Regions from separate parts of the Homo sapiens genome. Here region 1 is linked to region 2. A link is a loop called in an ENCODE intact Hi-C map of the cell type or tissue named here. Cell type or tissue: A673. All regions are shown on one strand. Links, peaks and the distances in the headings refer to the core of each region. The heading gives the core; the rest is flanking DNA. Region 1 overlaps DCLK2 (doublecortin like kinase 2). Region 2 overlaps DCLK2 (doublecortin like kinase 2).

Region 1 (12,288 bases), core at 1,605-9,604, 110 kb before region 2:
AGTGCAGTGGCACGGTCTTGGCTAACTGCAATCTCTGCCTCCTGGGTTCAGGTGATTTTCCTGCCTCAGCCTACTGAGTAGCTGGGATTACAGGCGCCCGCCACCACACCCGGCTAATTTTTATATTTTTAGCAGAGACGGAGTTTCACCGTGTTGGCCAGGCTGTCTCAAACTCCTGACCTCAGGTGAGCCACCTCCCTCGGCTCCCCAAAGTGCTGGGATTACAGGCATGAGCCACCGTGCCTGGCCTCTCACACTGTTATTTTTATATTGGTACATTAAGATTTAATACTGTAGGATGCAGGATGTACTTTTTCAGCTATGTCCTTGTGAGAATGGAAGAAATGGGAGACCTACAAGTTGGCAAGGGAGTCACGAATCTTAAACAAGAATCCCTACAGTACCAAGAATCTGTGTAGGGGGAGGCTAATCGCTTCTAATCAATCTTGCAGGTGCATAGTATCTAACCAAGAATGATTATTGATTTCTTTTTAGTAGAGACATGGTCTCCCTGTGTTGCCCAGGCTGAGCTTGAACTCCTGGGCACAAGGGATCCTCCCTCTTCGGCCTCCCAAAGGGCTGGGATTACAGGCATGGGCCGTTGCACTCAACCTGATGGATTAACATCGAGAGTTGTAACTAACTGCCCAGGGAACCAACATCTTAAGTTCTTTTGTCAGCATATTCTCTCCTTGTAGGCAAATCTATATAAGAGACAAAATTACAATCTGCAGATTGTTTGATTTGGATGGGGACATTATAAGACAAGCTAGCTTGGGTACCTTGATGGCTGTTGTCGTCAAGGTATATGACATCTATACTTTAGGGGTTTGTGTGGCCAGTACACAGAAACACTAAAACCATGTGCTGAACCTATGTGCTGTAATGTTGAATGCCAAGATTACTAAAGTGGGTTTCATACCGTGTCAGCACCTAACATGAGAGCTTGTGCATAGTAGGCACTCAGTGTACATTGTAATGAGTTGTCTAGGCTTAAAGAAAACAGGGCCATGGGTGCAGAGAAGAGGGTGAGGCTATTGAACTGTTATTTGTGTCTGCCATGGATGTAGAGAGCCCTATCTTGTAGGCATTTGTTAACCTTGTAGGCATTTGCCAGCCTGCCTCAAAACTTTAATACAAGTTTATGATGGAACTAGTCTACAAGTTTGGTTTGTTTGCTTTATGGGGACAGGATCTTGCTCTGTTGCCCAGACTGAAGTGCAGTGGTGAGATTATATCTCTCTGTAGCCTTGAACTCCTGAGCTCAAGTGATCCTCCTGTCTCAGCCTCCTGAGAAGCTGGGACTACAGATGTGTGCCACCATGTCCTGCTAATTTTTGTATTTTTAGTAGAGACAGGATCTTGCTATGTTGCCCAGACCTGTCTTGAACTCCTGGCCTCAAGCATTCCTCTTGCCTTGGCCTTCCAAAGTGCTGAGATTACAGGCATGAGGCACCATGCCCAGCCTACAAATTTTTAATGGAAACATTATGAAAGGAAGAAGGGAGAATGGGAAGGAATTAAAATTTATCTGTAATTGCACAAAAGCAAATTAAGGAGCTTCCTTTACCTACTTCATTCTAACATTCTGAACTTGTGTAAGGAAACAAAATGCAGAGAAATTTAGGAAGCATCTCTCCTTGTGGATATGTCAACTGTGTAGAAACAGGTTGACCAAGGAAATCTGATATATGAAATCTGCTCTTGTTTTGTTTCTTTTTTCATTGTTACTCTTTATGTTGGGACAGGCTTTCCCCCAGCTGACTTACTACTTATCCCTGCCCTTTTTAAAAAAAATTACCTTCTTTTGCTAAGATTCTTTTTTCTCTTCCATCTTATATTTTGAATCGAAAATAGAATTAAAGTTTTATGATAGATAAAAATAGTAAGAGCTTTTTGATGTGAGAGTTACTTTCTCTATAAAGTTAAAGCAAAATTCTGTTTTGCCCATTAATGCATATGTGTGGTTATAGTTATATTTTATTAAATTGATAACTGTTTTTGAAATTATATGACATTTTCCCAGATGATCATACTGTGAAAAATGATTTAGATAAGCCTACAGAGATGAAAAATCTCTAAACGGTGGTGGTTGGGCTAGATTTCACTTTACTGGTGTAGAAATGGTGTTAAAGCCTGTGATTGGTTCCCCAGTTATCTTGGGCAGTGCCCTAATTATACCCTTAAATAGAAGACATTGCTTCTCTTTTTAAGCCATTCTTGGGGCCAGGCATGGTGGCTCATGCCTTATAATCCCAGCACTTTGGGAGGTCAAGGTGGGTGACTCGCTTGAACACAGGAGTTCAAGACCAGCCTGGGCAACATAATAAAAACGCTGTCTCTACTAAAAACACAAAAATTTAGCCAGGCATAGTGGCATGTGCTTGTAATCCCAGCTACTTGGAAGGCTGAGGTGGGAGAATCACTTGAGTCCAGGAGGTTGAGGCTGCAGTGAGCCATGATTGCGCCACTGCAGTTCAGCCTGGGCAACAGAGACCCTGTCTCAAAATAAATAAATTAATTAAATAAAAATAAAATCTTCTTGTATGCCTTATCTGTCACTGAATTATTCATGTGCCTTCGGAGACTGTACAATTCTCCATTAATCAGGATTTCAAGAACATTATGATAATAGTTAAATATAATATGGATATTAATAGGTTTTTCTCGGGAATTCTCTTTCACTATTTGGGTTACTTCTGTTTTAAGTATTTATAATATTTAAGGTTCATGTTAATATTGTTAACGATGAGTGTTATACTGAATATGTGAAAAAATAATGGATTCTTTTTAGAAAAACCTTAGTATAACCCTCTTATCTTGTATGTCAAAAAGTCAAGAGTATAAAAACCTTGGGTGATTCTGACTTTCCTAAAAGAAAAATTGTGGTATCTCAACATATAATTTTTGGAAATTTTGGAACTTAAAATATCAGTAAACATTGAATTAATAAGCCACTTGGCAAATAATATAGCTCTTATGTTGTACTTAATAAAAATTAAGCAGAAGGTTTCATGAGTAATGAACACATCATTTTAACTACTTCAGGTCCTCTCCTATTTAAGTAGATACAGAAAAGCGTATATTTAAACAATAGTTATTTTAAATTTACATTCTGTAAGAAGAAAAGTAGCTGAGGTATATTTCTTTTAGCTGCCAGAACTCTTCCATAATGTTTGTGGTGCTTCATTAATTTAATAAGTGACCTTGTACCTGAGTATAATTGAGTCAGCTATGTGAAGATGTTGTGATTATTCTTTGATTAGGGCTGAAATCTATAATTGGAAGAAATATATTTGTATTTCTTTATAGCAATATGTTGTGATATAATTATTTCTACCAGAATGAGATTTCTAAAACTAATTAGTAAATAGGAGGTTTGGGGAATCAGGAAGTACTTTAGAATTCAACTGGTTCATCCACTTCAGTTTATTGCTAATGATACTGAGGACCAAAATGTGGAGAAATGAATTATCCAAGGTGGCACATTTGGTCAACATATTTGGTCCAGTGCTTCTCACCCTGTAATCCTTGTTATTCTCTCAAAACCAATCTAGACTATTTAAAAGAAAGGAAGGTGGGAGAATGCCAAAGGAAAAGGGTGAACATCCCCTTTTAGTGAACCCACTAAGGTTAAGGGTTCACTTAATGGGTTTCCAGCATCTGTTCTTTAGACCAAATGCTTCTATGATAGAGATAATCATGCTAATAAAATCAAATTTTGCTTTTTAGGTGAGAGTTACGTGTGTGCATCCAATGAACCATTTCGTAAAGTCGATTACACCAAAAATATTAATCCAAACTGGTCTGTGAACATCAAGGGTGGGACATCCCGAGCGCTGGCTGCTGCCTCCTCTGTGAAAAGTGAAGTAAAAGAAAGTAAAGATTTCATCAAACCCAAGTTAGTGACTGTGATTCGAAGTGGAGTGAAGCCTAGAAAAGCCGTGCGGATCCTTCTGAATAAAAAGACTGCTCATTCCTTTGAACAAGTCTTAACAGATATCACCGAAGCCATTAAACTAGACTCAGGAGTCGTCAAGAGGCTCTGCACCCTGGATGGAAAGCAGGTAAGATGCTTCTAGCTCCCAGCTCTCCATCTGACTTTTAAACTCCCTGTGCCATGGTGGCTACATAGTCAACAATAGAAATTTAGTAGTGTGCTAGAAATCCTTCTGGGAGTCATACTTGAGATTGTGTGTGTGTGTGTATGTGTGTGTGTGTGTATGTATGTAAAATTAACCATTTTTGTGAAAAATGTAAGCGACTTAAGTACCTCAAAAGTGATTATAGAGAAGTCTATCATATACTTCTTTTGGTTATTGGAAGGAAAATGTAAATTTCTGAGGGAAAAGTATAAGTTGAGGAGACATCCTACGTTAAATGGCATGTCATCTATTTATGAATAACTGTTGATTTGTAAAGTCATTATGGACTTGGGTATCACAGGAGTCAAAATTAAAAGTATTTAACATTCTTAGAAAAACCTTTTCTTCCCCACTTACATATAATAGGGAAAATGTATTTCAAAAGAAAGTACTTTTATAGGAATGTCTGTAAAAGTTTCATAGGGAGCAATGGAGGTAATTAGTGAGCATTTTTGAAAAATGAAAAATTGCACAGGAAAAAGCAATTAAAATTATGGCAACAATGTATCAGGGAACCTAAGGGACAAAAAAAGTTGGCATATTGCAAAAACACATGAATAGCCGTTAGGTAAGTGTTGAATTTTGCTACAATCAGATTATCATTGCTAAAAAGAAGCTTGGCTTCTGAAGTGTATTTTCCCCCAAATTCCATAAAGTTAAATTGTTTATATTTACATTGTATTAAAATTATAGTTTCCAAAATTAAATTTGTTTCTTTGTTCCATTTTGCCTCTTCCCTGTAACATACTTAATTTATTTTGAAGTGTTCTGCTCTTGAAGTGCTGAGAATGAATAATATAAAACATTGAGCAGTGTCTTTGGGAAAAACACAATCAAATTAGTCTCCAATTTTCTAAGACCAGATCTAGTTAGTACAGTGCTTGCTGAAACATTAGCAATTTTTTAAAAATACGTTCTAAAGATTCCAGTAGATTATGGTAAAATTAGAATAACATTTCTAATTAATTAATAAGGTATATAGTACCTCATAGCCGCCTGCCCCCAAATATGTGTGAATGATGATAGACACTTCATATAATTTAGTTAATAGCACAGTACAACACAAAACACCTTAAGATTTACTCTGCAAGTAAGGAAAAATAAATTAGGCTACAGGAAAAAGGTATTTGACAAATCAAATAGTTGATTCTTGATGGGCACAGGGAAGACACATATAGAGACAAAAATTTAAGATACCTAACCAAAGAAAAAAATCTAAACTCACCAATTTAGGGGAAAAAGGCATATAAACAGTAAATACAGATGTGATTTGAAAAATTAGAGCTCAAGTTTGGAAATCCCCAAATGAATGACATTCAGGGAAAATATAGGTGAAATAAAAGAAGTTGTGGTCAGGTGTGGTGGTGCACTCCTATAGTTCCAGCTACTTGGGAGGCTGAAGTGGGAGGATCCTTTGAACCCAGGAGTTTCGGGCTGCAGTGAGCTATGATTGTGCCACTGCACTCCAACCTGGGTGCTGGTGACAAAAAAGACCACATCTCCTAAAAAAAAAAAAAAAAAAAAAAAAAAAAATCGAGCATCTAATTCAAATATCTAATTGAAATAGTAACCATTGAAATTTAAATAGTTATCAAAAAAATTATCCTTAAAAAGGTTCCAGACTATAGATGTAAAAATGTTAACTAAAGCACATGCAACTAAAAATCAACATTTCAAAACAATACAGTGTGATGAATAGGACTTATGCTGGTATTTAAAGGATGGCTTACTATTGAGAAACTTCTTTATTCATGAGATCTATAGGATAAAGCACAATAGCACATATTCATAATCCCAAACAGATGTTGCAAAGGCCTTTGATAAAATACTCTATATTCAGTTAAATATTTAGTAATAAAAATGGGTGATTTTTTAAAATTACACTAAAAAAAAAATTTCTATCTGAAACAACAAGCCAATGTATTACAAAGTAAATAAACACTGGAAGTATTTCTATGACAGGTCCAAGATAAGGATGCCTGATGATGGCGCCAGTATTCAACATTCTTCTATACATTCTTTCTGATTTTTATTTATATTTTACTAGAATTTCAGTAAGAATCTAAATGAGACTTTTTAGGAGGGGTAGATGGGGAACCTAACAAAATGATTTTTGAATTTAATCTGGAAAAATAGGAAAATTTTGGAAATAATAATTAATGGGCTTTCATGCTACCAGATACTAAATCATCATTCTCATACCACACCAAAAATAAATTCCAGGTGTGTTAGAAATATAGATGTCAAAATGAAACAAAAGGACTAAAAGTATGTCAATAGTTATGTTGAAATGGGAACAGATTTTCTAAGCATAACGTAATGGGAAAATCACAAAGTGTAAGGTTGAATGGACAACATAAAAATGAAAGATTTCTGGATGCCAAGCAAGGGTTTATATGCTTTAATATTGAGTTTAGTAATTTAATATGAAAAAGACAAATGCTACAATGAAAAAGATGAATAAAAGTCTAAACAATTTGAAAAGACAGAATTAGTGAACATTAAAAAATGTTGTTTCACAAAAAGGTGAATTAAACAAGTGAGATGTTTTAATATTTAAAACTGACAAGCTCTTAAAGAAAATGTTCAGTGTTTTTGAATATGCAGTGAATTGGTATTCTCAAATGGTGATGGAAGTGTAAAATTCATAAGCTTTATGAAAAGCATTTTGTTAATATGTATAACTATACAGATGTTCTTACTATTTGAACTAGTATATTAACTTTTGCAATTTATCCTAAATGACCTGACATGCAAACATAATTACACATAAAAATTTCATCCCAGCATAAAAGCAAAAAATTGAAAGTAGAAAATAGTTGTTATATTACCATGGAATTCATATGTACTGGCCATTGAAAATTATGTTTGGAGTAATATTTAAAGACATGAGAAAATGTTAAATGGAAAAAGCAAGAAACAAATTCCATGTAATATGTTTTCAATTCTTTGTACAGTTAAAGAAAAGTAGCAGCAGAAGTATTTTTTTAAAGCTAATTCAGAAGGAAACAAGATTATACTTGCCATCAGAAATTGAATATTTGCTGTTCTGATATCCACTACTACTTCCTCATATCTGCTCAAAAACAAAAACTCAAGCACTGAAAAAGAAAAGACTGATCTCAGATTTTAGAAATTCATACACATTATGAGTTAATTATTTTTTCATGTGCCAAAAAAAGATCTTTTAAGACTTTCAAGTAAAATATTTCTTTGGAAAAATTAGATTTAATTTTTGATAAACACAACATTGGATATTGCATTTTCAGCGAACCGGGTATTCTTAAAAGCTATAGTTTTCTTAGTGCTGAGTCCATGTTGTACTATATAGGTGAACTCGCTAATCTTCAAAACTTCAAGTCTGTTTTTGGTTGATATAAGTATAAAGATACTATGACATCTGCAAACCTTTAAATGAGCAGTGCTCATTTTGATCTTTTTTTAATAAAAAAATTTCTATGGGTATGCATGCTTGATCTTGGCCAAAAGGCCAAGAAGCAATTCTACATGTATGTAAAACTATCAGCATTCTGAGAATTCTCAAGGAAAGGACACCTTTCCTTAGATGAAGAGAAAGGAATGAGAAAGGAACTAAGATCCGTTGATAAGTTGTCTGTGTACAAAATTGTAAACTGTCTGCCTAAATTTTATTTTTTCCTGGTTGCTTCCTACCCAGATTGGTTGTTTTCATTTAAAATTTTCCTGATCGTCAACACAAGGATAGAAATTAAATAACTTTTAGGCAATTCACCATGAACAGTCACTGACTGCATCATGACACCTGTGTGAGAGTTTTAAGGGGCTGGTTATCCTTTGAGTTTGAACATGTTTCTGATTGAAGACATGATGGTGTGTCATGTGCCAGTAGCATTTATGGGGCTAAAACAGTGTCCCTTGAATCTTTTCTTCCTTCAAAATGGGTGAACACATCTTGCCACTAGCAATGACTCCATTTACAAGGTCTGACTTCGTTATTAAAACTAACTAAATTTTATGTCTGTTTATAAAATCACTTCAAATAAAATCATATTTAGGACTTTGTCTGTATTAATTCTTGGGTTTTCTTTAGTGTAGAGCAGTGATTCTCAACCAGGGACAGTTTTGTCCCTAGGGCATGTATGGCACTGTCTGAAGTCATTTTTTGATTGTTGAAGCTGGGGTTGGGGATTCCACTGGCATCCGGTGGGTAGAAGCTGGGCATGGTGCCCATCATCCTACAACGTGCAGGACAGCCACGACATCATCCTTTCTTGTCCAAGATATTAACAGTGCTGAGATTCAGAAATCCTGGTGTAGAGTAAGTGAGCTGATTCAAAAGAAAGTGCTGCTTGTTTGAATAAATATTAACTGTGTTATTAGGCCATATGCTAAGCTTTATTTCAGAATTTCTAGAAGTCCTGATAGTCTCTCTGTCTATTTCTTATCTATTTATGTGATTGATGCAAGATTGTTAGAATGTCATGGTTTGTAGGGTTTTTTTGGTTATTGTTTTTTTTTTTTTTTTTGGAGACAGAATCTCACTCTGTCACCCAGGCTAAAGGGCAATGGCGATCTCGGCTTACTGCAGCTTTGACCTCCTGGGCTCAAGTGATCCTCCCACTTCAAGTTCCTGAGTAGCTGGGACTACAGGCACATGACACCATGCCTGGCTAATTTTTGTATTTTTGTAGAAATTGGGTTTCCCTGTGTTTCCCAGGCTGGTCTTGAACTCCTGGGCTCAAGCGATCCACTTACCTTGGCCTCTGAAAGTACTGGGACAAAGGCATGAGATGCTGCACACCCAGCCAGTTTGTTGTCTTTATTGTCTTGGATTTAAATCTATTTGTCTTCATTGTGTGAGGCTGAGATATGACTGAGTAGTACAGCTTTGCAGGGGATTAGATAAAGACATCCCAAATGGTTTTACTGAGAATTGAAAGTGAAGTGTAAGGTTAGCTGGGCATGGTGATGTTTGCCTGTAGTCCCAGTTACTAGGGAGGCTGAGGCAGGAGGATTACTTGAGCTCAGGAGTTCGAGGCTGCAGTGAGCTATGATCTCACTACTGCATGCCAGCCTTGGGGACAGAGTGAGATCCTGACTCAAAAAATGAATGAATGTGAAGTGTAAGGAATCATTTAATCTCATGAGTTTTCAAGTACTGTACTTAAAAGTGATATCATGGTTACTGATTTTCTAAAAACAAAATATATAACCTATGTTTATAGATGTGATGACCAGAAAACATGATCTGTAAAGAGGAGTCATGGTTATTCTCCACTTAAAGTAATTTTATTTTAACTTGTAATTAATTTTGATTAAATGCTTCACTTAAATGTTTTTAAAAATAAAACCTTCTTGGCCGGGCGCAGTGGCTCACGCCTGTAATCCCAGCACTTTGGGATGCTGAGGCGGGTGGATCATGAGGTCAGGAGATTGAGACCATCCTGGCTCAATCTCCTGACCTTTAGTTTTCACTGAAACAGGGTTTTAGTGAAACCCCGTCTCTACTAAAAATACAAAAAAAATTAGCTGGGCGTGGTGGTGGGCGCCTGTAGTCCCAGCTACACGGGAGGCTGAGGCAGGAGAATGGCATGAACCCAGGAGGCGGAGCTTGCAGTGAGCCGAGATCTCGCCACTGCACTTCAGCCTGGGCGACAGAGCAAGACTCTGTCTCAAAAAAATTAAAAAAATAAATAAAATAAAAATAAATAAAACCTTCTTGCACTTTTAAGTTAAAGGGATTGTATAGGAAAACAAATTTACTTTTTAAATTTTTTGAAAGAGTGACATTCTCATAATAAAATACAGCAAGGAGAATTTTTTTTAATGCCTGTATTCTGTTGAGAGATGAAAAGGTCCAAATATAGCTTTTGTCCACATGTGTAAAAAAAAATTCTAGCTTTTAGCTTTCCCAGAAACAGCAGAGTTTCAACATAAAAGAAACATATTTTGTGGAATTTTGGAACAAGTTGATTCTTGTCATGGGCAGAGGCAAAACAGACCCAGAAATTGCTTGCAGTTGATGCTTTAGGGGTAAAACACTTCCAGACTTTGGGACCACTGCCAGCCTTAGGATGCTCACATGCAGCGGGTCCTCTTTGGGGAACATGGCAACTCCTTGGAGTGCCTGCTCTTATCAGTCATATTAGAGTTTATGAAGGTTCCCATCTTCACTTTTTAAAAAGTTTAGCTATTTCATAGCTACCATAACATAAATAATATTTATTTTGTACTTTACCTTTCTGGAATCACATTTTCTAGTGAAGGTTCATTTGTTTTGAATCACCTAACCATATTTAGATAAAGCAATCTCTTTTCAAAAATTGCTACATAAAAGTCAAATTGTTGATAAGTATTCATAAACATTTTCTACAATTTATTTAACCTTGTTTTAATTTTTCCTTAAAGTAGGTAAGGACAGAATTTGGTTTTAATTCTCACCCTGTTCCCAATGCATGCATTTCCCTTTTTTTTTTTTTTCTCTGAGACGGAGTCTGGCTCTGTCGCCAGGCTGGAGTGCAGTGGCATGATCTCGGCTCACTGCAGTCTCTGCCTCCCTGGTTCAAGCGATTCTCCTGCCTCAGCCTTCCGAGTAGCTGAGATTACAGGCACGTGCAACTACACCCAGCTAATTTTTTTGTGTGTTTTTTGTAGAGACAGGGTTTCACCATGTTGGCCAGGATAGCCTCGATCTCCTGACATCGTGTTCCGCCCGCCTCGGCCTCCCAAAGTGCTGGGATTGCAGGCGTGAGCCACCATGCCTGGCTGCATTTCCTTTTGTAGATGATAGAAATCTAGACAACTGAGTTTTGTCTTACTAAATACATTCGCACTTGCAAAGTGTGGGTAGCCCTGGTCTGCCTCAAGCAATGGAAAATTTATCCCAACCAAGAATCAACAGACTAAGAGCAACTAGTAGGATATTTCTGTTCAGCAGGAAATGCAAGTATAGAAAGGGAGGGAAAATGTTATTTTGTTCTTTGATTCCTGATCTAAGGTGACTTACCTTAAATTAAAACAAAAGGTGGAGGGAGGTAGGGCTTAAATCTTCACTTTTGATGAACCCCTTTTTAAAGAGTAATCTGAAAAGTGTGAAGAAAGAAGGAAATGTTTAGATATCCCTCTTCTTTTTAAGCTTGCATTTTGATATCCGTTGTAAAGCAATTTCCTTTGACCTTAAATATTTTCTCCCTTTTAATGGGAAACTGGAGGAAAACACTAAAATCCTGTCAGTTGCAAATTAGAAGAGATATTTAGGAGAAACAATTTTAGCTTCCAACAAATTATGCAATGTAAAGTGTAGGTGGGATAAAAATGACATCACTGCAAACTCTCTTGTTTCCTCAATTATTCATTTGATGTCTAAGGGGAGTAATGCATGCAGCATAAAGATAGTGTTAAAATTAGTTATTAAGCTGAAATTTTACGCACTACCAAATTTTGTTATAAAATGTATTTTTCTTGGATTATAATAATGGTTATCACAATATTAATTTTGTTACATATGTATTTGACAATGTGTAGAGTAATAGCTAACAGCTTAATTAGGTAATAGATAACAACTAATAGCTTACTATGCCAGGCATTATGTTAGTGCTTTTTTTTTTAATATGTGCATTTTTGAATTTCAGTAGCTTTTAGGACACAGTGGTTTTTGGTTACATGGATGAATTGTATGGTGGTGAAGTCTGAGATTTTATTGCGCCCGTCACCTGAGTAGTGTACATTGTACCCAATATGTAGTTTTTTAATCCCCTACCCCCTTCCACCCTCCCCACTTCTGAGTCTCTAAAGTCCTTTTTACCATCCTGTATGCCTTTGTGTTCCCATAGCTTAGTTCCCACTTAAAAGTGAGAAAATACACTATTTGGTTTTCTATTCCTGAGTTACTACAGGTAGAAGAATGGCCTCTAGGTCCATCCAGGTTGCTGCAGAAGATATTATTTCAGTCTTTTTTATGGCTGAGTAGTATTCCATGGTGTATATATACCACATTTTCTTTATCCACTCATTGGTTAATGGACACTTAGATTGGTTCCATGTCTTTGCAATTGTGAATTGTGCTATGATAAACATACACATGCAGTGTCTTTTTGATATAATGGCTTCTTTTCCTTTGTGTAGATACCCAGTAGTGAGGTTGTTGGATCAAATGGTAGATCTA
Region 2 (12,288 bases), core at 1,432-9,431:
ATTCTCCATTTTTCTGCTTGACCCCAACCTATGATCTTCTGTTCCCTCTGTGCAAGTTCCTCAGAGTCTCTTCAATCTAGCTGATAACTTTTCCCATAGGAATATTTGCTATGCTTAAATCACAGCATTTTCTTTGGGACAGATAGGCAATAAAGAGTAGTAAATGTGTCATCAGCTACCAGATGGATGAAGAAAGCATTTCCCTGAACTTTAATTCATCATTCATGTTCCAGTTTAAGACTTTTAAGGCAATAGTAACTTCAGGCTTCAGAGTCACAGCACATCTGTGGACACTGAGGGATAAAATGTTTCGTGTTTTGATGCTGAAGTGTATGCCTGGAGGCTCTCTGCTGTGAGCATTCTTGCCGGTTGAAAGAAGGAAGAAAAAAGTACATTTGGAACATTATCCAACATCTTGAGATTATGAACTGTCTGATGTGCTGATATTTTATCTGATGATGTCTCCTGGGTCTGCTGGTGGTGAAAGATTTTCCAGATTTGTGAAGTGTGATGAAAGGGCTGGTAGTATCTCATCCTGACTGGCAGAGCTAAAATGTAACTCTTCGACCTTCTGAACTTGAACACTTCTTTTCGAAGCTGTGAAATGTAAATCCACAGTAGCTGCTGACCTTAGACATTTTTGCTTTTCCCTGGAGCTTTGGCTTTTCTTTTGTAATTAAGACTAGTTGATAACCTTCAATACTAAGAAACTGACCACTTCTCATTACTCCAGAGATGGATGGTGACTTCATCTTTCCATATAATTGATTTTGTAGAACAAAAACCAAAAGAGGGGCTAAGCAGTTTTGAAGTGCCCTAACAAAATAAGTCATAATGCATCTCACACTTTGAGGACAGTGATTTGCACATTGTAGTTGCTCAGTCAAATCTGGTGCACTTGGGAAGTAAATGACTCACCTGGGCTGAAGCCTATCTTTCTGAGGATGCAGGGAGGGTTTACCAAGTAAATCAGTGTATAAATAGGATCAATTGTAAGAATTTCATTTGAATACAACTGGCATATGTGTTAAACTTAAATGCCCCATTATTCATGAAAGTGGGCCCAGAAATTCTTCTTGGTAGTGCATTATAGGTAACTGGATGGAGTTAAAGACTTAGAGATTGTCATTGTGGCTGCTTGTAGTAGCCTCCATAGTTATAACAGAAGAGGCAGACACCTCTCTCATCACCCTGGCATCCTAGAAATCAGTGAAACCTCACAGTGAAAGCATGCAGGTATTTTTAGCAAGTAGGCATGGTCACACCACCTGTCTGTTGGTCACAATCCAGTAAGCCAACACCTTACTCGAAAGGCTTACTCAGAGGGGTGCGATGAGATTCTCTGCTGGTTTTGGCAAGCCATGTAGTCACCTGTGGTGGTTTCTGTATTTGGAAGAACAGGAAAGCAGAAGTTGGGCTCCACACTGCCCCTTTGATAGACTGTAGAGATGGCTGTTGTTTTAAGCCATATTCATGTTCAGGCAGTGGATTCTATTTAACACTGTTAACCAACCACAAGTCTTAAGTGCCACTGTTTTTGCCAAACGAAACCAAATCTAAGCATGCAGCCTGTGTTACCACCCTCTGGGTGCTGATTCCGATTGTTTTCATATCTCATACTGAAGTATTTCAAATTATCAGAAATCCAATATGAAAATAATAAAGGTTTCTGTTCTTGGATACATTCCTAATTCAGCATTTATAATACTTTACACTGGATTTTATTCTAGTTAGTGGAAACAATGTTCCTAATGTTGAAAAAACCCACAAAAATGCCAATGATGCAAATCTATTTACAAGTACTATCTAGTGTATTTTTTTTTAAAAAAAAATTCAGTAAACTTCAGAAGTTACCTTTTTAAAGAAAAAATTTATCTTAAATTCTATTTGAGGAAAGGCTGTGAATTTATCAATTTGTGTATCATATGACTGAATTACAGGAATGTTACTCTAGTTATATAATCATAAAACATGTTCTAGATATACCATAGTGTATATTTTGATCAGCAAGTCTAGAATTAGGTGACTTCCTTTAGTTGGTTCAATAGCCTTGCAGGACTTTTCTCATAAACTTAGAGGATAGGACAGTGTGAGAATCGCCAAGAAGCTCTTGGGCTCTGGAGTCAGCCCTGGGTTTGGATTCTGATTCCACATTTGCTGTGGTGATGGGCAAGTTATATAACCTCTCTAAGCTCTGATTTCTTCACAGGTCAATGGAGATGATGACCATACCTAACTCATTCAATGCAAAATACTCACTTCATGACTTGGTACAAAGTAGGATTCAGTAAACCATGTGGGTGTCCTCCTTCCTTTTCTTACAAAGACAAGATTGTTTGGCTATAGATGACTTGCAGTGGTTAGAGTGACAGAGTGAACTTACACAGATTATGGTAGCTGAACAGTTAATTAAAATTGCTGCCAGAAACTTCATCCACAGATGTTCTCAACCTTGGCTGCATGTTGGATCATCTGCAGACCTTTTAAAAAATCCTGATACCTGAGATTCTTTAATCAACTTGGGATTCAGATTGACAATAGAATTTTTGAAATCTTCCTATGTGATTCTAAGATGTGAGGAAAGAATGGCTGCTTTATAGCAACAACCATATCCTAAAGGTTGTTCTGTTTTAGAGTTTAAAAGTGCAAGAATTATCTTGGAGGAAAAGCTTTCCTAAGAAAGTTCTTGCTCACCAGGAGTTTGCCTGCTGGCCAAATTCAGCCAATCACCTGTTTTTCTGAATAAATGTTATTGGAACATATCCATGCTCATCTGTTCATATATGGCCGTTTTCATACTCCAGCAGCAGAGCCAAAGAGTTGCCACAGAGAACCTGTGACCCATGAAGCCTAAAATATTACTTTCTGGTCTTTCATAGAAAATGTTTCTGACCTGCCGGGCACGATGGCTCACACCTGTAAACTCAGCACTTTGGGAGGCCAAGGTGGGTGGATCACTTGGGGTCAAGAGTTCAAGACCAGCCTGGCCAACATGATGAAACCCCATCTCTACTAAAAATACAAAAATTAGCCAGGCGTGGTGGCACACGCCTGTAATCCCAGCTACTCGGGAGGCCAAGGCAGGAGAATCACTTGCACCTGGGAGGCAGAGGTTGCAGTGAGCAGAGATCGTGCCACTGCACTCCACCCTGGGTGACAGAGTGTCTCAAAAAAAAAAAAAAAAAAAGAAAGAAAATGTTTCTGACTTGACACTTATAGACCATTTACCACTTGAATTGTGATGCCATTTTCCAAAATGCATTCAAGAAAGTCAACTCAGTACAGAGAAATATTTCCTAGATTCTGTTCAAGTTTGTCCTTTTATTAAAAAAAATGAAATATTAAGGAAAATCTTTCTCAAACCATGTTTTTATTCTGCTCTGACACCAAAAAAAACAATAAGCACAGAAGAAGACTTTTGTGACCAAATGTGGGGGATGAGTTTCGTTCCACCACCAAGTGAACAATCAGTTCTATAGCAGACACTAGGTGGGTGTCCTCCCAATTCAATTCTGATGCTATCTACCTGGAGGTAGCATCAGATCCCATAGGTTGAGGGCCCATTCCCCAAAACTACCCCCTTCTTCAGACACCAGTGGCAAGTCTGGGCCTCTGGAACTTGTGAATGACCAGCTTCAAGTTGGAGTTCCCATGACCCCTCTTTGGGTTTGATTAATTTGCATTTCACTGAACACTTCACTGTACTCAGGGAAGTGTTTACTAATTTATTATAAAGGATATTATGTTACAAAGGATACAGATGAAGATATGCATAGGGCGAGGTATGGGGGAAGGCATGCATAGCTTCCATGGCCTCCCTGGGCATGCCACCCTCCAGAAACGTCCACATACTCAGCTATCCAGAAGCGTTCCTAACCCTGTCTTTTTGGATTTTTATGGAGGCTTCATTACATAGGCATGATTGACAACCCTGTAGAAATATGACTGGACAAAAAGGGGTATGATCTAAGCCCAGCAAAGCCGGTTTGTTCTGTTTTTTCTTAGCCTCTTTATAGAGCATTCCTGGCTTCAGGGTATGGGGCAGGACCTCCTCTGGAATGACAGTCTTATGACTGCAGTCAGATTAGAGTCCTGCTTTAGGCAGGTGAAAGGAGGGCAGGAGAAGGTCAGAGAGATTGTTTTCTGAGGCCTAAAGCATCCCAACATTATAACAAGGACTGTGGAAGTTAATGAGCCAGGAACATGGATGAAAACCAGTATAGCACAAGGGTAGCTAGCATTATACTCAAGTCAACAATAATATGCCATAATGCAGTAAGTAACCACTCTTGCTACTTTTTTTTGAGACTTGCCTATTTCAGAACAGAGAACAGTTCTTAACATTTCTCCTTAAATTTCAAATTTGAAGAAATTTTGGTAATCTGCTTATCAAAGAAGTTTACCATAGGACCCTCTGACATAACTCCCTGGCTAAAAACAGAAAACTGGAGTGTTGCTCATCATCAGATGTCCTTCATCAGCCATGAATGCCTTTAAATGATGCTAGCAGTTGAGAGCATTGTAAAGCATCTTCTGCTCTGTTTTCAAGTCTTTTTTAAAAAGTTCTCAGCAGCTCGGTGCAGCGGCTCATGCCTGTAATCCCAGCACTTTGGGAGGCCAAGGCAGGGGATCTCTTGAGGTCAGGAGTTCGAGACCAGCCTGGCCAAAATGGTGAAACCCTGTCTCTACCAAAAATTTAAAAAATTAGTCGGGCGTGGTGGCGGGTGCTTGTAATCTCAGCTACCCAGGAGGCTGAGGCAGGAGAATCGCTTGAACCCGGGAGGCGGAGGTTGCAGTGAGCCGAGATTGTGCCGCTACACTCCAGCCTGGGTGACAAAGTGAGACTCCGTCTCAAAAAAAAAAGTTATTAGCAGAAGAGGATTCTTGCACATTTCCCTTCCTTGCTTATTCATAAAAATGGAGCCACTGCTGCCAGAGAAGTGACGAGGTGGTGCAGGGGCACCAGATCCCAGAGAAGACACTCAGCAACATCTTCACGGTTCTCTTCTGTCACCTTCCCTCCTTGGCCAAGCAGAATCAGGACCTCATTAGGAAATATATCCCCCGCCCCCTTGCCACTGTTAAATACAATGCTGTCTTTCTGAACCAGTTGGCAATTATGAATGGCATCCTGAAAAACCGTAAATGCTGCCATCCATTATGCTTTGTTGAGGAGGACCCTACTAGCATACAGCATCTAGGCACTTTCTTTGTGCTGTCTCAGCATCATAGTTGCTGATGGAAGCAGGAATGCTCATTAGCATTTTAAGAGATTTTAATAGAAATTGTTAGTTTGACAATAGAAATGGGACGGGTTTAATCTTGAATGCCATATTTGATCTCTCTGGTACTAATTCAATTCTTGCTTCAGTAAGAGAGTAATTCATTTACAGGAGACAAGGGAATATACACATTTTGCAAAGGAAATGATGAGAATTTTGCAAAGTCACAGCTTTATTTCCTCTGTTTTCATTGCTCTTTGTCTGCATGTCTCTCAGGGCACTGGGAATGCTTTGCCTTATATTTAACAATAGATGCTTCACAGTTGCCAGTGATCTGTCCAGAGATCTTACTGAATACTCAGCTTTTCTTCTACCTCTGGAAAGCCAAGCTTCATTAGTGGGAGGTCCAATGAACTGAATCACTAGCTGAGCGATTCAAACACAAGCTCAGATTTGTGCTGTAGCAAAATGGCTCCCTCTCACGGCTCTTCAGAGTCATTTGTAACCGTCAGCACCTATCCTGAAATGCAGAGGTTTCACTGAAGGTATTAAGCTTAGGTGCACCTATCCCTCCTCATAAGGTTGTAAACATCTGAGCAGTAATAATGATGTGTCTTCATCTTCTTATCCCTTAAAACAGCACAAGTCATTGCTGTAGATTTTACTGAGGAGTGAAGAGGGAGAAAGAAAATTGTCTGTGTCTAATTATGTTTCTCTGTTCAGCTGCACTATAATAAAACTATCCCCTTTATTTTTTCATGCTTTTTTCTTCTCTTTAGGAAAGGCTTATTTTCAAATAAACAAACATATTTGGTTAAGTAATTGGATAAGTCATCCCTGTTAACGCTACATAATTGTTTGTTTTAATGCTTGAGGCTTAACACCTTTTAAAAAATATTAATTTGACAGCTTTGAAAAATGTCCTTGCCCTTATTGTTTGCTAAGAAGCTGCATTTCCTGGTGTTTAGTGGAGGCTTTGTTAGGTACACTTGAAAGTGGCCCTTCGCTTGGCCCCATGCCATGCTCGCTGTTGCTCGCTCTCACTCTCGCTCTCTCTCTCGCTCTCTCTCTCCTCCCCCGCCCCCCCTCCCCCCACAACGAGGCCCCCTGTTCCTTCTGAGGCTCAAGGCTTCAGCCTAGGTGCCACTCTCTTTTAGTCACTGGAGACCAGGCTTCCATCACTTGTCCTGTTTCCTGGTCTCTTTCCCTGCTCCATGTCACCCGCAAATCCCAACATATGCCAGGTTTGTAATTGCTGAGCTATATAGGGGATCAGGGTAGGGTGGGAGTGAAGGTTTAATCAAATAAACATTGGGAAAATTACAATGGTTCACAGGAGCTCAACTGATAAACACTTCGATTAGTTACTGATCCACATGAAAATGTACATTGAAGTAGAAATGCCTGTGTTTCAGCCCCTCCTGATGTGATGAGTGTCCTTCACTCAGACAACACATCAGCTTGCAGTAAACCAGTGCTTACCCAAATTAGCTCAAGAAAGGGACTTGTTGTAGGACCATTACCTGCTTCCAGGACAGATGAACAAGCAGGCTTCATGGAGAGCAGGGACCCAGGTACAGGTCTTAGGACCTCAGCTGTGAGTGTGGGGACCTGCACTCTGCTCAAAGTCCTGAGGCCTAAGTGCTGGGAGAGGCGGTGGTTCCTGCCCACCATGCCTGACCCAGCTGCCTGTGGCCTGACCATGTGGGGCTGCGTTGCCCTGGGCTGTGAGATTTAAGACATGTGAGTCCACTGGTCACTGTCCACCATGCTTCCTGACCATTGATTTTCCACCTCCCCTGTTACTTTATTCTGGGGCAGGCAGTGATTAGCAGAGATCTTTTTATCTTCTGAGATACAACTTTCCAGAAAAATCATGTTCATATTTTTATTCCTATTAAGAATTTGGCTGGCCAGGCCAAATGGTGGTGCACGCCTGTAATCCCAGCACTTTGGGAGGCTGAGGCAGGCAGATGGCTTAAGCCCAGGAGTTCGAGACCAGCCTGGGAAACACAGTGAGACCCTGTCTCTACGAAAAATGCAAAAATTAGCTGGGTGTGATGGCGTATACCTGTAGTCCCAGCTACTTGGGAGACTGAGGTGGGAGGATCCCTTGAGCCTGGGAGGTGGAGATTGCAGTGAGCCAAGATTGCATCACTGCACTCCAGCCTGGGCAACAGAATGAGACCCTGTCTTTTATTTAGCAAAAGGTCTCTTATGGCCATTTACATTCAACAGTTCACAAACATTCTTTTTTTTTTTTTTTTTTTTTTTTTTTAAGAAGGAGTTTCGCTCTTGTTGCCTATGCTGGAGCACAGTGGTACGATCTCAGCTCACTGCAACCTCCACCTCCCAGTTCAAGCGATTCTTATGCCTCCCAGGTAGCTGGGATTACAGTCATGTGTCACCACGCCTGGGCGATTTTGTATTTTCAGTAGAGACGGGGTCTCACCATGTTGGTCAGGCTGGTCTCAAACTCTTCACCTCAGGTGATCCACCCGTCACGGCCTCCCAAAGTGCTGGGATTATAGGTGTGCACCACCGCACCAAGCCCACATTCTTAATCACTCATTTCAAGGTTCTGTGCTAGATGATTTAAGAAAAGGCACTGATAAACTAATATTGAGTTAGTGTTACGTGTCAGAGACAAAGTGATTTTACAGGGATAAGCTAATTTTTATTCTCTAGCAAATCTTTGAGTTGGGCACTGTTACTACCTCCATTTTTAGGGGAGAAAATGAAGACTTGGAAAGTTTAAGTAACTTTTGAAAGATAAAAGCAAATTGAATTATTGTAAGTATAAAACGCATCAGAACAAGTGGTGGGAAACACATTAGACAAGTAGGTAGGGGGACAGATCATGGCCCGAATGCCATGCTGAAGATTTTGGAGTTATTATGTTGGTAACAAAGACACACTGGGGTTTTTGAATCCTGGAGGTGATATCCCAGCTACTCTTAGGAAAAATTTCTCTGGCAATACTATGTGGAATGGGAGAGACTGAGAGTGACTAAAGAGGCCTTTGATGCAATGCCAAGTGAAGCCGGAGAAGGACTTGGACCAGGGTGGTGGCCGTGGGTGGGGAATGGAATAGAGAATGGTATGATTTTCTTTTAGGCTTTCCTTTTATGTCCCTTCTCTGGACCTTGTTTTTAAACACTGTAGCTTTTTAAACATTCTGCCATAGAGTGCTGTCGATTTGGAGTTGCCTTCAACTTTAGCAGCTGAAAATTAAACAGAACAACAAAAAAATTAAATTTTGAAAAATTGCAGTTGTCCATCAGTTGTCATTTATCATGAGGAAATAAAATGATTAAACTCCTAGGAGTCACATGGTTAGCCTGGAACCATTAGAATTATCTATAGTTCTAAGCCTTATTGTGCCACTAATAACTATCTTATCCAGCTATCATGCCATAGAGTCTTTTGATTCCTTTTATGGAAGTAAAAAATAACATAATTTCAAAAAAAGGTAACTGATGATTTTTCTTATGTCTAATCTGAATGAAATATCTAAGGAAGAAATGCACTGATGTGATGTGCATAAGGAGAGAGGTGAGATGAGAAGAAAGGGAACGCCTCCTCGGTTTCTGTGACACATTTTTACATTCTGTAAGCATTTTGTGTGTCAACGGATTAGTTAGCTAGGGATTTGTAAATTATCCTGATAAATAATGGTCATTCTCCTCTTTCAGCAGATTTCTGCTCATGGCAGATCTTCTTCCAATGTAAACGGTGGACCTGAGCTTGACCGTTGCATAAGTCCTGAAGGTAGTTCTCAGTCTGATCATTACTTTGATAAAGGAAATCATGCATGGGGACTTGGTGCTCACCTAAAACTCACTTGTGCTAAATTACGATCTTCCTAAAGAGGGATGTGATCACATCACCTGTCAGCCCCTTTGGCCTTAGTAAGAGGCGGGGATGGGGGTTACTTCAAGATAAAGAAAAATCTCATTGTCATTAACTAGGTTATTGAAGCTTCAGATTTTAGACTTGGGCTTCTTTTATTTTTGTGGTGATCTGATCACAACTTCTAAATATATTTCCTTTCTCTCAATTAGATAACAAAACTGTGTTTTCTTGATTTGGTGTCTTCTGTGTGCTGGACACTGGGACATGTAGTGAGAAGTGGGCAGATCTTAACCCTTCCCCCACATACCTTTTTGAGAAAGCTTTGAGCCAGGAATTAGCCTTAACAAGGCATCTATCTTATCTGGGTAGAATTTTCTCTACTAGAAAATGTTGAAGAGAAATCTTGGACATTTTGAAGATTAAATTCCCACCACCATCCTCTTCTCCTTTCTTTGTTTTTTTTTTTTTTCTTTTTCTATCATCTTATATCCCCTGCCCCTTTCTTGAACATCGACAAAAAAGTTTGGATAAGTTTTAGTGAAATATCCTTTTTACCTAAGGCTAATCACTTATTTCACCTGATATCTCAGGGATTTGTTAGGTTTATTGATTATAGGTTTCTGATTTCAACCAACGAAGTTAAAAGGAAATTGGTGATTCAGGTGTTCTATTCAGGAAATGTGTGCAGATATTTTATTTAGTTTCACCATAGATTTAGAAATAAATGCATCGCAGTTTACTATTTTACAAATATGTAGGAATCTGTATAAAATGCTGATGTTTTCTTTAGAATTTGCATTTATCCTTTTTGCAGGTGTGAATGGAAACAGATGCTCTGAATCATCAACTCTTCTTGAGAAATACAAAATTGGAAAGGTCATTGGTGATGGCAATTTTGCAGTAGTCAAAGAGTGTATAGACAGGTGAGTGGACAGTGAGGATAATTAATGAATAATGAAAATGATAAATAATGAAAACTGTATCATCTACAGATACAGTTTTCCTTGGAGTTTATTCTTAATTTTAAAAAGGCCCTTCTGGAAAGTCTCTTTCATTTTCCCTGAGTCTGCCCTTGGGACCAGCCATTTCTTTCCTTTTGTTGTTTGTTTGTTTGTTTATTTATTTATTTATTTATTTATTTAAAAAAAAGGCAGGGTCTCACTCTGTTACCCAGGCTAGAGTGCAGTGGCACCATCATAGTTCACTGCAGCCTCAATCTGCAGGGTGCCAGTGATTCTCCCACCTCAGCCTCCCAGCTAATTTTTAAATTTTTAATAGAGACAGGGTCTTGCTTTGTTGCCAGGCTGGTCCTAGGCTCCTTGCTTCAAACAGTCCTCCTGTCTTGGCCTACTGAAGTGCTGGAATTACAGGCATGAGTGACTGTATCCAGCAGGGATCAGCCATTTTGCATGCCCACAGGAAAAAAATATTATGTATATACATAGAGTATAAAACTGTTTTATGTGCATTTGGGATGAGATATATATAAGGTCTCATCATGAGCCAGAGAGGAATGAGAAGAATAAGTCATTTTTAAGAACATCTCCTATATTTACCGGTGTCAGGCATTGTTCTCAGTCTGTACTTGTATTAAATCGCTTAATCCCTACAGCAATCCTCCCTCTCAGTTAATACTTAATGGAATATTCCAGTAGTTCAGGACATATGAGCTCTGACTCTGTTTAAGATCACAATCAGGCCAGGCCTGGTGGCTAGCTCACACCTGTAATCCCAGCACTTTGGGAGGCTGAGGTGTGTGGATTACATGAGGCCAGGAGTTCAAGACCAGCCCAGCCACCATGGTGAAACCCCATCTCTACAAAAAACAAGACAAACAAAAAAAAAAACAAAAAAAATTCCAGGTTGGGTGGCACACGCCTGAAGTCCCAGCTACTCGGGAAGCTGAGGCACGAGAATCACTTGAAGCTGGAAGGCAGAGGTTGCGGTGAGCCGAGATCGTGCCATTGCACTTCAGCCTGGGCAACAGACCAAGACTGTGTCTCAAAAAAAAAAAAAAAATCACAATCAGCCTACTTTTGCCTATTCCAGATTTTTTATAAACAATATTCAAACCAGAAAAGACTCAGAGTCTTGGTTCAGATTAGAGTCTTGGTGTTTATAGGCTGCTATCCTTCCCATTCTAAGTGATAATTTTTATCATTTCTGGAGATTTTTCCAGAAAGTTTTGGTAACTACAGTTTTTCTGTTTTGTTACATCTCCAGTGAAGCTTTAGTACTCCTTATATTGGTACACAAGATAATGCCTTGTTCTCTGAGTCCTTTTACCCAGTTCTTATACACAGACTGCCACCTAAGTAACAAAGTAAGCATCTAAAGTATGACTTTTAAAGACTAGTCAGAAATCTGAGGCAGGATTTAGTTTTTGTTATAGGGAGAACAATTTAAGGACAAGTGATTCTTCCAAGCCAGGCCTCATGAGTGTGTACTACAACCACCTGGCAAATCCAGCTGCACTTGAGATAACAAGTGTATTCTATGAGTACTGTGGTGTTCTTTATTGAATGCTTTTTCTATACTCAAAGACATTTTTGGCATGTTAAAATTAAATTATTTTAAAGGTGATTAAAAATTAAATAATGGCTGGACACAGTGGCTCACGCCTGTAATCCCAGCACTTTGGGAGGCCGAGGCGGGAGAATCACCTGAGGTCAGGAGTTCAAGACCAGCCTGGCCAACATGGTGAAACCCATCTCTACTAAAAATACAAAAATTAGCCCAGTGGTGTTGGCAGGTGCCTGTAATCCCAGCTCCTTGGGAGGCTGAGGCGACAGAATTGCTTGAACCTGGGAGGCGGAGGATGCAGTGAGCCAAGATTGCGCCATTGCACTCCAGCCTGGCTGACAGAGCAAGACTCTCTCTCAATAAATAAATAAATAAATAAATAAATAAATAACATCAAGATTCTTATATCCATGCGAATGATCTCTCTAGTGCCAGGAAAGAACATTTAAAGATGTGACTAACTTGGTACCAGATCAGATCCTAGCTGAAGTTTTGGCTGAGAAATAATGAAAGTCAGGGGACTTTTCACTTTTGAATTATGGGCTAATGTTGTTAATGGACTAATGTAAAAATATATTGATAATAAAATTTTCTGTTAATTTGGTTTTTTAAAACTTTATTCTGTCTCCTAAGAGAACTATTTTGAGATTTACATATAGAAAAACTATTTCCTGCCTCTCCCTGATGT

Evidence for each region. A loop is a pair of places that touch in the nucleus more often than their neighbours do. Peaks named below come from ENCODE experiments on the same cell type or tissue, not always from the same donor. Only the 100,000 strongest peaks of a DNase experiment are listed, where the experiment ranks them.
Region 1: it touches region 2 in a loop (2.1-fold over the local background); 7 of 110 quality-filtered maps call a loop at or near these places.

What each region holds. Positions count from the first base shown.
Region 1 is chr4:150,098,746-150,111,033 of GRCh38, forward strand. It overlaps DCLK2 (doublecortin like kinase 2), which reads left to right. Exons shown (of 16, transcript NM_001040260.4): 2 at 3,733-4,067. Among named protein-coding and RNA genes, the nearest start is that of DCLK2, 26 kb to the left of the region's middle. In A673, for the core only: CTCF peaks have their summits at 6,099 and 6,301; no DNase peak of the experiment used is centred there.
Region 2 is chr4:150,211,786-150,224,073 of GRCh38, forward strand. It overlaps DCLK2 (doublecortin like kinase 2), which reads left to right. Exons shown (of 16, transcript NM_001040260.4): 6 at 8,918-8,993; 7 at 9,892-10,000. Among named protein-coding and RNA genes, the nearest start is that of DCLK2, 140 kb to the left of the region's middle. In A673, for the core only: a CTCF peak has its summit at 5,731; DNase peaks (open chromatin) are centred at 5,646 and 6,206.